2 separate regions of the Mus musculus genome follow, and region 2 is linked to region 1. Evidence: chromatin contacts called from ENCODE Hi-C data. All regions are on one chromosome and are shown on one strand. Each heading gives the region's core, a stretch centred on a gene start or an enhancer-like site at or near the end of the contact. The rest is flanking DNA. Distances are from core to core; before and after follow the strand shown.

Region 1 (6,418 bases), core at 1,734-4,233:
TGAGTTGCCTACTAAATTTAATGCTTTAGCTGGGCATAGTTGCTCTTGATTACAGTAACTTGGAGAAGATGCAAAAACCCCCAACACTTAGTACATGCAAACAGCAGCATTTAAAGAGTCTCTGGTTTCCTCTAAAAATCGGAAATAAATAATCTCAGAACTGCCTTCTGAGATCTTCACCCACCCGGTTTTTGCAAGGAAGCGCTCCAAGTCAGCACGAAAGAAGGTGATTTCACAAAGCAGCCAGTGATTAATTGAGGAAAAGTGTAATACAGTATTTGTAGCACAGCTGTGCACATTACCCATTTTAAAGGCAGCACAGTCGCACTTCCACCTCAATAAATAAATAAATAAATAAATAAATAAATAAATAAGAAGAACCTAAATTTAAGTGGTAATGTATTCTTGATCTACATCTGGGGAAGTCCTGTTCTCCACTGCAGTAGGAAACTGACTGTAGTCAAATACTTTGTTATTATCCTTCCTTGGTCCTCTTGTCTGGTACTCGGTTAGCACACACAAAGACACACTGACACATAGAGACACAAACCAGTTACTGTTCAGGGTCAAAGACAAAAAGGAAATTGAAGTGTCCTTCTTAGTACTAGCCCAGGGGGCTCTAAAGGGCAGTCTCTAAACAGGCAAAGGTGGCCTTGTGGGTGCAGGGGAGTAGCAATGGGGGTGTGCAGTCAGGGAGTCTGAAGACGCGAAGAAACCTAGACAAAAAGAACCAAAGGATTCGTTGTTCACCCAAAGGTGCGCAAGGGGCGAATTTCCACCCCAACCTTCCTTTCCAGGCTTCAAGCCGAAGAAAGAGCTTTAAAACTCCTCTTTTCCCCGGCTAGAGCCTTGGTCTCAGCCAGAGGGGACACTTTTTGTGTCTCTTTTAAAAGGCCACCTTTGGAACAAAGGTTTAACACCTGCAGGCTGCTAAGAACAATGGCTACAAAAGAAACCAGAGGAGCAGCGTTTGAAAACCAACCGGGGATTCCCTAGTCCTTGCAGCGAGGGGAGGGGAATCGACTCAGAGAGAGAAATGCCCAGGCAAGGGGAATCAGCCCGGTGCACCCGAGCTCTACGAGCCTCCTAAGGGGCACGCGTGTCCGTGCCCCAGTTCAGATTCGCCGCCCTCCCTTCCCGGATCTCCCCAAAACGCCCCCGCTGCAGCCCGCCTCATTGTCTGAAACGGTCTGAAAACTTCGCAACTAGTCGAACGTGGACAGACACACAAATAAACCCTCTTAACGAGGCCACGCATAATGATCCCGGGAGTCTTTCGCCCCTGGACTTGAGAGCTTTCCGACCTCCCGCACCGTCCCCGGCCCCTGGCAAAAGACCCAGGATGATTTTTTTTTAATTTTTTAAAAAAAAAATTTTAATTTTTTTTAAGCAAAAAAACAAAACGCAAAAGCAAAGCTGGGCTGGTTACCTTGCAAACCAGCTCCTCTCCGCTGTGCAGATGCACAGCGCGGAAAACGTGGTCTCCCTCCAGAGGCTCCAACAGTAAGTATTTCCCGATGCAAGAAACGCAATGCGACAAGTTCGGAGTCTCGGGCGGGCTCGGAGAGCCAAGGTTCGGGCTGAAACTCTGGCTGGGCTCAGCGGACCTTATAGACGACAGCTCTTCGAAATCCTGGGTTTTGTTCCGCGATCTCCCATATCTCGCTATTGTGATAGGGGTAGACCTGTGTATGTTCATGAGTGTGAGGATCGCACACGACAAAACAAACAAACAAACCAAAAAACCCCTCTGGAGAGATGGATGAGCCGCGCCGGTGCAGGCGCCTCGGTGCTACCGACTTAAAAGGATCAAGAAGGGAGGGGACCCGTCTGGGGCTCCGTGGAGGAAGAGTTAAGAACTAGCCCCCAGATGGGCGCTGCAGGGCTGGTCCCCGGCTGCGAGCCCCGCTCCCGGGGGTGCTCGCTCTGCGGACAACTCGGGTCCTTTTGTTACCCAGAAGCTGCCAGCGCGGTGCAGAACCGCACGCTGGACTCAGTGGGTCTCTGTTCGCAGCGTGGATCTGGACGAGTGAGCGTGCCTCTGGGGTGAGGAGCTGCAGCGCCGGGCTTCTGAGCGATCCCCAGCTGAGGATCCGCAGACCGGGCGGAGAAGCCCTGCGTGGAGTTTGTGCAGTCTTCAGGGAGCGCGCGGCGCCGGCTCGCCCTCCACGCGTTAGAAACCAAACAAAAAGAAAAAGGAAATAAGCTCGGGTCTACCGGCTCACGCCGCGCGGCAGCCAGAATCCGCGCTGCACCCCCCTCTTTTTGGTGGAAAGGGTGGGGGGCGTGTAAGGGGGGTGCTAGAGAGGGCAGTTACCTAAGTCTTAACTGTAGATGGCGTCTGAGGCTTTTCCAAAAAATCGCAGAGCTGTCTCTCTCAAGAAAAAAAAAAAAAGACAGAAAAAAAAAATTGCAAAGGCGCTTTTAACTTGGGGCGGTCAGCAGTGGCAACAAAAGATTGCAAAAGCTGAGTAGGGAGTGCGCGGAGTAGGGCAGGCACAGGTACCGCGACAAAGCCCAAGGCAGAGCCCGCGCGGTCAGCACTAGCTCTTGCTGTCGCTGCTCACGTCCCAGATCCTCCTCCGATGAAGCAAGAAGTGCGGGCGGTGACCTGGGGGGTACCAGCAGCAGGAGCTTTCCGGGGGTCCTGCAGGAGCTGCCAGCAGATGCTCCCCGGACTCCGTCAACCCGCGGCGTTCCTTTTCCGCTGCACAACTGGGTCTTGAGCCTTGAAACAATTTGCAAACCACTCTTGTCTCCCGATGCCTTGCGACCAAATTGCACGGCGGGGTTTGCTCTGCAGGAAAAATAAAAATCGACGGCTTGTCTTCTTTTCTTATTATTTTTTTTTTCTTGCCACCCAGAAGTAGGAGAGGACCGTGTATTTAAAAATTAAAGGGGATGGCCACGGCGCCCTAGGCCAATCCCGGCGCTCAAGCACGCCCGCATCCCCGGGCGAGGCGGTATTAATAGTTACTTACGTGGCCGGGGATCTCGGAGCGAGCCCGGCTGTGTGTGCGCGTATGTGTGCGCGCGCGCCTCGCTTGCTCGCGCTCGGTCTCCCCATTCAATGTCACCGACACATTTCCACAGAGCCCCCGCCCTCTTCGCCGGCCCCGCCCTACCCACGCCCCGGCCCCTGTCATTGAGCCCGGAGCCCATCAATCAGCGGCGCCGCTGCCAGTGCGCGCGCGGCTCCCCTGCGCCCGCCGGCGGCCAGGGCTGCTGCCGCCACTCCTGCAGTGCCCCCACTGGGGGCGCCAGCCTCGCCCCCGGATGGCTCGGCCAGGCGCGAGGTAAACAGTGCTTTATATCCTTCCGCAGTCCAAGGGCTCTGGGCTCCCCTGGCCTGCTGTTCGCGCTGCAGCGACAGGGATGCTGGACTGTGTATCTGCCACCGTCGCCACGCAACACCGGCAGGCTCAGGTCAACTTTGAGACTTAGATCCTCTTCCCCGGGATTTTCCGCAGAAAGCCTCGCATCTTCTGGGTACCGGGCACCCCTCTGCTGCTATGTTAACCTGAACAAGCAGTTCCCCGCGGGTTTTAAAAAAAATGAAGGATTCTTGCAGCCCACAGTCTCTAGAATTAGTTTTATTCTTTCTCTCCGGTTGCTTATCATTTCAACAGAAGTCCATTGTGAGCTTGTAGTTAGTGTCACCACCCCTCCCCCACTTACCAGTTATAGGATTGGGGATCCTTTCAGAGTCTTTTGACTTCAGGACAAGGTCTTTGGGGAGAGCTCAGGAACACACACCTTTGCACCCACACTTCCAGCAAAGGATGTTGGCTCCTAGCCAAGGAGTCAGGCTTCTCCAGCCCCGGCATCTCAGTATTTAGGCCAAGAACACATTCAATACCGGGTTCAACGGAAGGCTGCACTTTGACCCTTGCTTATTCTTAACTTCCTGGGAAGGTTCTGGACCATTGGCTTGAACAGACCTGGGGAAAGTTCAGACCACAGCTTAAGCCTCTTGACTTTACCTAATGCATCCTGGTAAGAGTAGCAATGTAGCAGGGGAAAACAGAAAGAGAAAGAAGCAACCAAGGTCTGGGGCAAGACTGCTGGGCTTACTCTTGAGTTTTTACCCGCATAAGGCACCTCTTTCTATGAGGGAGGTCACTCTGTAACAATATTCTGCACTACCACTTTTGAACAGAAATAGAGAACTAGTTATAATTATACTTAACCGGGACAATAGTGGCTCTAATGATCAGGAGTTCCCTGAGGGTTGTTTCAGAGTAGTGAATGGACCTTGCTTGTTCAGCTAGCCACCCTAGAGGACAGATCTTGAGAAGAAACTAAAATGCCCCATGTCTTCTCATAGATCTCCCATCCTTCTCCCCACTCATCTGCCTTAAACTCAGACTCTGATCCCTAAACTGTCCCTTAAGGGGACCACAGCTTGAGGAAGTCACCATGACTACAGAGTAGTGTGCCATGCAGTCTCTGCCCAGTTCAAGAACAGGTCCTAGACAAACAATCTCTACAGAGGATCCATTGAGAAAGGTTCCCTGGGGCCTCTGTTGGGTGACTGTCACCAAACTTTCTTGTAGAAGTTTGAGAAACTTGTGTTCAGCATCAGTTTTCAGATTCAGAAGGAAACTGAATTCGCATGGGCTTTTTTGGTTTGGTTTGGTTTTTGTTTTTGCTTCTTTTTCTTCCCAGGATCTCTAGTTTTCGTCTGTTAAATGACAGCCCTGCGTACCTCATGTGACCCCTAGAACTGCAGTTGCAGTTCTAGGAAATATATGAAGAATTATGATAGTGTTTCTCAGCCTGTGAGTTGTGACCCCTTTGCGGTGAACAACCTTTTCACAGGGGTCACATATCAGATATTTACATTCTATGCATAACAAAAGCAAAATTACTGTCATGAAGTAGCAGCAAAATAATTTGATGTTTGGGGGTCGCCACAAGAGAAAGTGTATCGAAGGACAGTAACTTCCTGGAGTCCTGGAAAAATACGTGTTTCCTTGGGCTGTCATATTGCAATGACTACATTGCTCCTCTCTCTCTCTCTCTCTCTCTCTCTCTCTCTCTCTCTGTGTGTGTGTGTGTGTGTGTGTGTGTGTGTGTGTTTCTTAGTCCTTCTCTGGGGCTAGATTGAGCTTTAGGTTAGAGGAGACCAAATCTTCCTGATACTTGGATGTCATCACAGGGGTAAGCCTGCCTGTCATAAGCCAGTGGTTCTTTGTGGACATTGAGACAGTCTGGTGAGTCATAAAATAATACACATAAGAGCTCATTGTTGGCCATTTAGGCAGAGAAAAGAGAAAGTATGAGAGAAAAGGAGTAGGAAGACCTAGCTTTCTCCTAACTTGAATGCTCAGTGCCATCAACTGGGCTGCCCAGCCAGGTAAGTGGTGAAGCAGGTTATAATTACACTGGGAATGCCTGGTCATGTTGCAGCTGAAGACCACTGTATTCTTGTAGAGAAATAGACTCGACTCCAAGTTGACTTTCAATCAGGAAGTGTATTGAGGTATCAGGAAGACCACACTGGTGCTCATTATGGAGTTCCTGTCAGTGGGCATCACAGAGAAGAGAAAGCATTAGAGCCTTAACATGGTGGTTCTCAACCATGGGTCATAAACCCCTTGGAGTTCTCGTATCAGATATCCTGCATATCAGATATTTACATACAATTCAGAACAGTAATACGGTTGCAGTTGTGAAGTAGCAACAAAGATAATTTTATGGCTGGGGGTCACCACAACATGAGGAACGGTATTAAAGGGTTGCAGCACTAGGAAGGCTGTGAACCACTGCTTTAACAGATCAAGCAAAGCCTCAGCTTATGCAGATGCCTGATGTATCCTGTCCATCACTGAGGGTGAGTCCGTCACTTCTCAGGGACTGCTATGGCAGCTATTCTATCCCTTTGTAAAGCCAAATCCTTATGCTTATAATAAAGTTATTACAGTGGGGGGTAAACGTGACCACTCATAGCATAGATCTTCAGCTTCCCTACATGTGCTGACTCATGGGAGCAGGAGTGGGAGTCTTCATGTACCCAATTTCTAGTCACAAGATCTTAGATGACTTTAAAACCTTTTAATCGCAATGTGCGATTATGATTGGAATTTTGCCAATACATGGAATCTAAGAATGATACATATACAAACCAAAGAAAGCATCTATATACAATATATCTATATCTATATCTATATCTATATACAATATAAACCAGTTCCTGTTATTATTAACAACATTTGTTAGAATGCCTGAATACAGTCATGGAAAACAACTAAACATACAACATTTAATGTAAATAATAAGTAAAAGGTTTACAGTATCAATAAGACATGAGCATTATTAACTGTAATTATAGAAATAGGTAAATAAGGATTATATATGTAGAATGATATAACTTTTTCCTCCATGTTGAAGTAAGTCTGTCAAATGCTGTCGCCAT
Region 2 (7,079 bases), core at 1,137-3,636, 250 kb before region 1:
TGTCCATACATTAGAATCTGCACAGAAAAATCTAGAAGGAAAAACCTCAAAGGCAGAAATAGGGGCTAGGGGGTGGCTCAGTGGTTAAGAGCAGTGATTGCTTTTGCCAGAAACTAAGGTTTAGCCTCACTACTGACCGCATCAGGTAGTTTGAAACTACCTATAACTCCAGTTCCAGAGGATTTAACACCTGCTGGCCTTGCATATGCACACACATGTAAATAAAGAAATCTATTTTAAGAAGGAAGAAACAGGACCAAAAAGACTAGTTAAGGAATGGCATGAAAATTTAGTATAAAGTGATAGTCCATACATAGGTTGCAGGGATTGGGGCACAACAGAGATATGTCACTTTATTGGAAATTTAAGAAAGTATCTGGGTTTCCCAAGCTATCTTTTAATAATAAGATTATTTGGCCCTGTACATGTCAACCTTTTTAAATATACATGTGCTTTACACCACAGAACTCCCCGTGTAGTTTGTCATATTTATTTAAATTTCTCCAGGCTATTCCAATTAATCTCCAGTTAGCTTTGTTCTCTTCACTTCAATCCAAGAAATCATTCTGCATTGTGAACCTGCTCAGACCAGGGTCCAGCTAATGACAGACAAGACCTACTTACAATTCAAGCATTGCTAGCTGTGAGAACAAGATTCTTTACACATCTAGAGTCTTATTTTAGCTGTAAATTCTGGGATGTTGTGCTTTTAATGTCTGTCTGGAAAGTACCTATAGTACCTTCAACCCAAATGGAAAACTATAATGTCTATTCCATATAAAACACCTAGAACTCCTATGGTATCTTATGCTATCTCTCTGTATTTTCCTTTCATCTGTTTGTTTCTTAAATTTATTTTTGATGCAGTAGGAAATGCATTTTATTCTATTTCAAAGGAAGTTGAGAGGTCTTATAAGCTAATCTTTGAACATTAATATCTTAGATATATACAAATTGTAAAATAGACAAAAATACAATTTTTTATAATATTCTCCTTCAACTTTTTACAGGTTTAATACAGATACAGTGTGCTATTTTTTAATACAAGGACATACTATACTTTGAGTGTATTCCCTAAGTAGACCAGTACTCTCCTCTGCTTCCCTGTCTCTTCTACTTCCAGGTAGTCCTTTCTCTTCTCCTAGACTATTCTATTTGCAGACAATCAATGCCAAGTGGGGACATGATGATTGCATAATTTAATTATGCATGAATTAGTGTCTTGACCTTAGCAACATTTTCAGCAACAGAGTCAGAAATTTTGAAAACTATAATTACTTAAAAAAAAATAAGCATAGCCTAGATTCTGGTTGTATAATAACGATACCAGACTATCTGATGGGTTCCAGACAGTGTATTTGTCCAGGTATTTTCTTTACTCTATGATGGCAACTTGTCAGCTTAGTGAATATCTACTTACAGGAATATGTAGCCAGATATTTAAATTTATTTGGAGTTCAGCCTAACTTATTAATCAATCAGCACAACTAAGCATTTAAAGTGTCAAGAACCATATCTGACAGACCCAGACATAGAGCGGAGGATGGTCCGTCACATGATAATGATCGAAAAAGAGACGGGCATGGTAGAGGGCAAAATTGTGGCTGGCAACAAGCATCAGATTTTAGTTTTCTGCAAATGAACCTAGTCTAGGGGAGTTGTTCAATGTACATGTAACTGTCTGTGAAAGTGGTGAGCTTCCAGGACAAGAGAAAAATAACAAAACAATATTGAGATATAACTTTTTTTCCTACCACTTACACAATTTTAGTTTTGTAGATGAGAATTGAGATGAGTGAAAAAAAAAATGCCAATCACTGCTAGTGTTCTTTCTTGCTGCACTCCAATTATATAACAAAACTCAGGCATTTTAACAAGCAGAGGGCTTTTCAAAAAAAAAAAAAAACCCTCTGAGAACAGAGGAACCCAATTCAACTGTACTCAGAGTGGGAAGGAAGCAGACAGGATGACCTCATTGTTGTGTTTCTAGGAAAGATGAGTCATGCAGTCTGCTCAGATTCAGGGTAGCTGGAGGGAAGCTGGATATCCATGATGCTTTCTTCCTTTTTAATAGGGACCAGTCTCATGTTTCTTTTCAAACAAAAGGAAAGAAAACACTTAGAAACTGGCCCAAATGAAGACAACATCGCTAGAATGTTCTGGAAAATATAAATAAATCTGTTTCAACTTGAGATTAATTGAGTTGAGTGTGGAGGGTGGGTAGGAAATAAGGGTCACATAAACTATCCAAAATCCCAGGCTCTCCTCTTTCTCCCTCCTGCCAGCAAGCATCCGCAAGTTCAATTCCAAGTTCCCTTTGATTCCCTTGCAAGAACAAAGGCCTAGTTCAGAGCAATGCAGCAGTGTAAGAAGGGGCAGGGAGCAGCCAGAGGCATCTGCAGCTGCATCAGACCCCATGAGGAGGGAGGGGACTGAAGGGGACATTCATGCTTCTCTCCAGGACAAACGTCTGTTGCTAAGTGGAGTGTGGTAGGCATCGCTGGGAAAGCTTTTTCTTCTTAATCGCTCCAAACTTTATACTGTGGTTTTATGACCCTATAACACAGCGTTTACTGAAAAGTCTACTACAGAGCAGGTGCTGTGGAGATTTATGGATGCAGAATTGCCACAGTGCCTAAGGGGCACCTGATTGCCATGTCCTGAGAGACTCTCTGCTGATCACTGTGGTTTTACCTGTTCTGGAAAGTTGTTATGCCACTTTATCAGTCTCTAAGAAGAAAAATAGAGGTCACGGTGACCTTTTATCAAGAGTGGGGAAATGTAAAATGTACATTTTCCTTGAAGCTCCATTTCATCAGATTCATCATAGCAGGAAAACAGCTTGGAATCCTACTGCAGGTTTGTTTGCTTTCACAGCAGGCTAGTGGTGACTTCCTAAAATTAGAGCTCAAATTCTAACAATATCCAAAAACAGCGTCCCTATAGCTTGGCTCTGAAGTTGTAGCAAGTATTAAATGTATTAATAAAATCTTAAGGATTTAAAATATTTTATTTCAGAGAATTTCATAGACATAAGCAATTAATTATGGCCATATCTAGGCTCTCTTTCTTCCTCTAGCTTCCATTTCTGCAAAAATAGAAACCGTTAAACTTCATCTTGTCATACATAATCACTAAATTCAATTAGTACTGCCTAGAGGAGCGTGTTGAAAGGGGGCTTTTAAATGATTTAAAAATATTTATTTGTCTTATTTTTATTTAAATCTATGTCTTTGTCTATGTAAGTATCTGACATATATGTGTAGCTAGCTGCCCACAGAGGACAGAAGAACATTTCAGGTACCCTGGAGCTGAAGGTAGAGTTGCTGTGAGCCACTTGTCTGGCTTCTGGAAAAGAAACTCTCAGGTTTTTGAAAGGATGTGTTCCTAACCACTGAGCCATTCCTCCAGACCCATTTCAGAGTTCTCTAAAAGGATTTCAACCTGGGTAAATTTTCCCTTCCTTCTCTTTCTTTTGTTGTTGTTTTACAATGTAGGGGATCCAACCAGAGCTTTTCACATGTGAAGGTTGACAAACCCAAGGACTTGTGCATGCTTCATCCTCAGCCCATCTTCCCAACCCCATTTTTTGAACTAGGAACCTCAAACACAGCAAGGACAATGACTTATCCAAGGTTCCCGAGCTATAGGCCGTCCTGGGTTTCGGCAACAATGTTATGACCTTGAAGGTTCTGCAACTTCAGAAGGACCCCACCAGGCCAAACAGTTACACATGAGGTTTGTTGAGAGAGAAGAGCAAGGTGGTAGCAGAAAGAGAAGGGGGAAAGAGAGAGAGATTGGGAGGGGGGGGTGACATAATCACAGGTAAAGGTGGGAAGTGAGCCAAGGGGATTCAGGGAATATAGTGGCTGTTGCCTTGGCAACAGGTCTGCAGGTTCCACCTATGTGATGTTACTGGTTTCAGAGGTCCTGATACCAACACTAGGAATGCTATATGCAAGGTATGTATTTTGATTAAATTCATGTCATGGGACAACTGTTTCAAGTAGACTTGGCATATTCTCTTCCTGCCAAGGCTAACAATGTAACATCCAATTTTGGTAAATACACAGAATTAGTTTTATTCCTATAAAATGTATCTCAGGAAAGATAGCTCAGCAGTTAGGAGTGATTGCTGTTCTTCCAGAGGAGTGGAACTCAGTTCCCAACATCTACAAAGAATAATGGCTCACAATCTCCTGTAACTCTAGTTTCAAAGAATCAGATAATCTCTTCTGATTTCTGGTAAGCCCCTGTACTCGCTTGTACATACTTACAGTTAGATACTTACTTATACATAATTAAAAGATAAAATAGAATTTCTTAAAATTTATATTACATATCTGTGAAATTATAAAGCAGTTCCATTAAAGTGAATTTTAAAAATCCTTTTCAGTTCACAGGGATACATAACCATTATAATTTCATTTGATTCTTTTGAAAAATGATTCATTTGTGTATATTTTATGTGTATCATTGTGCTGCATGTATTCATGTCTGGGCACCATGTCCATGCAATGCATACCTGGAGAACAGAATACAGAATCAGATCCCCTGAAACTGGAGTTAAAATGGTTGTTAGTTGATCTGTGGGTGCTGGGAATCAACCCCTGTTCCTCTGGAAGGACTGCCAGTGTTCTTCACCACTGAGCCAGTCTCAGCTGATTCTCTTCTGTGTCTGCTTTCCCTGCTTCAGGATGATAACTATTCATCCTTTTCAGTTTTCAGCTCAGACTCTCATTTTTCAGTTCTACTAGCGGATCCTCCTCCTTAAGGTAGCACAACTGATGGAGTAAGTGGCTTCACTCTTCCCACTTAGATGATAATTCACTCGTATATAAATTCCATAATGAAAAAGAACTTGGAACAGTTTCACTTACATTCTGTACTTTAATATCTAAGATAATTGAGGAGAAATTCTGATTCGTGTATATTTAAAAAATCATTACCATTACCCACATCATTATCATCCATGGGTGTTCACATCATTATCATCCACGGATGCCCACCTTCTTCATCATAGATTCTTCAGTCTGAGATAATGTACTCCACCAAGATCTTGGACTCCACCCCAGCATTGCAGATGATGAGCCTTGCGTCCTCACATTATCTATCATTCTAATCTGTCTACGAGACACAAGTCTCACTGTTTTATTTTTGCAGAGTGAATCTCTGTGCTTTGGGATGGCGGTAACTGGAATCCAGGCAATGGGATGGGTACTGCATGTAGGAATGCTTTCTAAGCACAGGAATGGGGCCTTGGTTTTTAAAGCTGTTTTTTGCTACCTGATTTTATCATACAAGGGTGAAAAGATTGATGTGACTCATATGTTTAGAGGGTCAGTTTTATAGTTGCTTGACCCAACTTGGGCAGAATGTCATAGTGACAGAGACCTATAATGGAAAAACTTACCCCACGCAGATGGGAAATGGAGAATGAGGGAACAGAGACCAGGTAGAACTGCCAAAGGTGTTTCCTGCAGCAAACCAGGTATCTTAGAGTTTCCCATAAGCTTCAAACATACCACCACTCATGGCAGCAGGTATTAGACCCATGAGCTTATGCCAGCATTTCAGGTTCAAATCACTCTTATCTTCTGAGACAGTGCTGGAGTCAGTGATTCTGAATCCTCTGACTGATACAGTAGAGATAGACTTGGGTGCTTTTGGGCCTCTGAACTTCCTTAATTCCTATAATTCCTCATTGCTTTTTGTGACTGTCTCACCTTCTTACTCTTATCATTCTCTTTTGGGTGACTTTTGAGACAAGTCTTACATATGTAACTAATACATATTAGTTCAGTCTGACCTTGAACTAATGATTCTCCTGCCTCTGCCTCTCACATTCTCTTTGAACACATCCACTTACTATTATTTATACAGTTTTCTTAGGTGGTCTAGGAAGTTAAATATGTAATCAGTCACTCAGTCCATGTCTTTGTTTACTCATCTCCTACCTCTTCCATGACAAAGAACTTGAGTCTTGATCATTTAAACAATAAAAAGGTTATTTTCTTACAGTATGGAAATTCAAGATCAGAAGATTATTTTGTTTACTTGTAGGATTTTTGTTGTTGTTTTGGGTTTTGTTTTGTTGTTTACTTTGTGGGTTTATTGTCATTGTTGTCTTGGCCTTGTTTGGTAAAACTTCTCACCTTACCTTCCCAGGGCATTTCTTCCCTGGTATATCTTACTGATTTCTAGCAGAAATATAGAAAATCTGGGCAAATGTTCATTCACCAGACGCTACTTTATTTAATAAGCTCCTTAAGGTATCATTTCAAAATATAGCCATTTTCTGAGGAATTAGAGATAACGTGAATGTATGAGGATTCTCTTAGTTTTATTTATTTATTATTGGTATATCTAATATATATATATATATATATATATATATATATATGTATGTATAAAGGAGGAATACAAATCAACCTATGCTATAAGTACTTCACCATGGTATGATATTGTTTTCTCCATTATAAGAATTGCTTATGGTTCTCAGTCCCATATGTCCTCAACAGTTTAGTTTTTCTCATTGTAAACTGCTGTCTGTTAGAAATAGGACATTTCTTACTTCAAGAGATTTTAAAACCCTCAAAAATCAACTTTTGTTGAAAATGTAGAACTTAATGTAAAAATATAACCAAGAAACATACTTAATGAAGGAAGAAATCTGCTACATTTATGTACCACAGTCTATAATATTTTGGGGAGGCTAACATAAGGATAGCAGCCCACCTTCCTGGTACAGCTGGTTTGCAGAAAAAGCAATATGGACACGATCTTGAGTTAGGAACTATGCCTATCTGTTTTTAGCCAACAGGAATCCCCTTGGGTGCTGGTCTTTGTTCTGTTCTTCTCACAAGAGAGTGGATGGAGCAGCCTCTTCAGTCCTTTCTGCTGAGCACATTTAAAGACATGGACTAGTTAAGACCTTTCTTTTGGGCAAGGGGCAATTTGCAGCAGTAAACATAGAAAAGAATGAAGCATCTAAGGAAGGAAATAGGTGGGATTAAAAACAGTTTTGCATTTAATGAAGACTCTCCTCAGTGGGTTCAGGATGAGAGAATAGTGGACCA

Evidence for each region. A loop is a pair of places that touch in the nucleus more often than their neighbours do.
Region 2: a map of left cerebral cortex shows a loop between it and region 1 (2.3-fold over the local background). The contact joins the enhancer-like site here to the promoter of Trib2 in region 1. A Hi-C loop is called at or near these places in 2 of 37 maps with a recorded cell type or tissue (left cerebral cortex and regulatory T cell).

The regions. Positions count from the first base shown.
Region 1 is chr12:15,813,802-15,820,219 of GRCm38, forward strand. Trib2 (tribbles pseudokinase 2) reads right to left here and starts at 2,984. Exons shown (of 3, transcript NM_144551.5): 1 at 1,430-2,984. The coding sequence starts at 1,699. It overlaps Gm5432 (a long non-coding RNA gene), which reads left to right and starts at 3,136. Exons shown (of 3, transcript XR_001780551.2): 1 at 3,136-3,296.
Region 2 is chr12:15,564,297-15,571,375 of GRCm38, forward strand. No RefSeq gene overlaps it. Among named protein-coding and RNA genes, the nearest start is that of Gm40287, 38 kb to the right of the region's middle. Within about 2 kb of position 2,387, at least 1 of the 3 ENCODE cell types and tissues checked has a DNase peak (open chromatin) inside an H3K27ac peak, as active enhancers do; it is left cerebral cortex, where a contact is called at or near this core.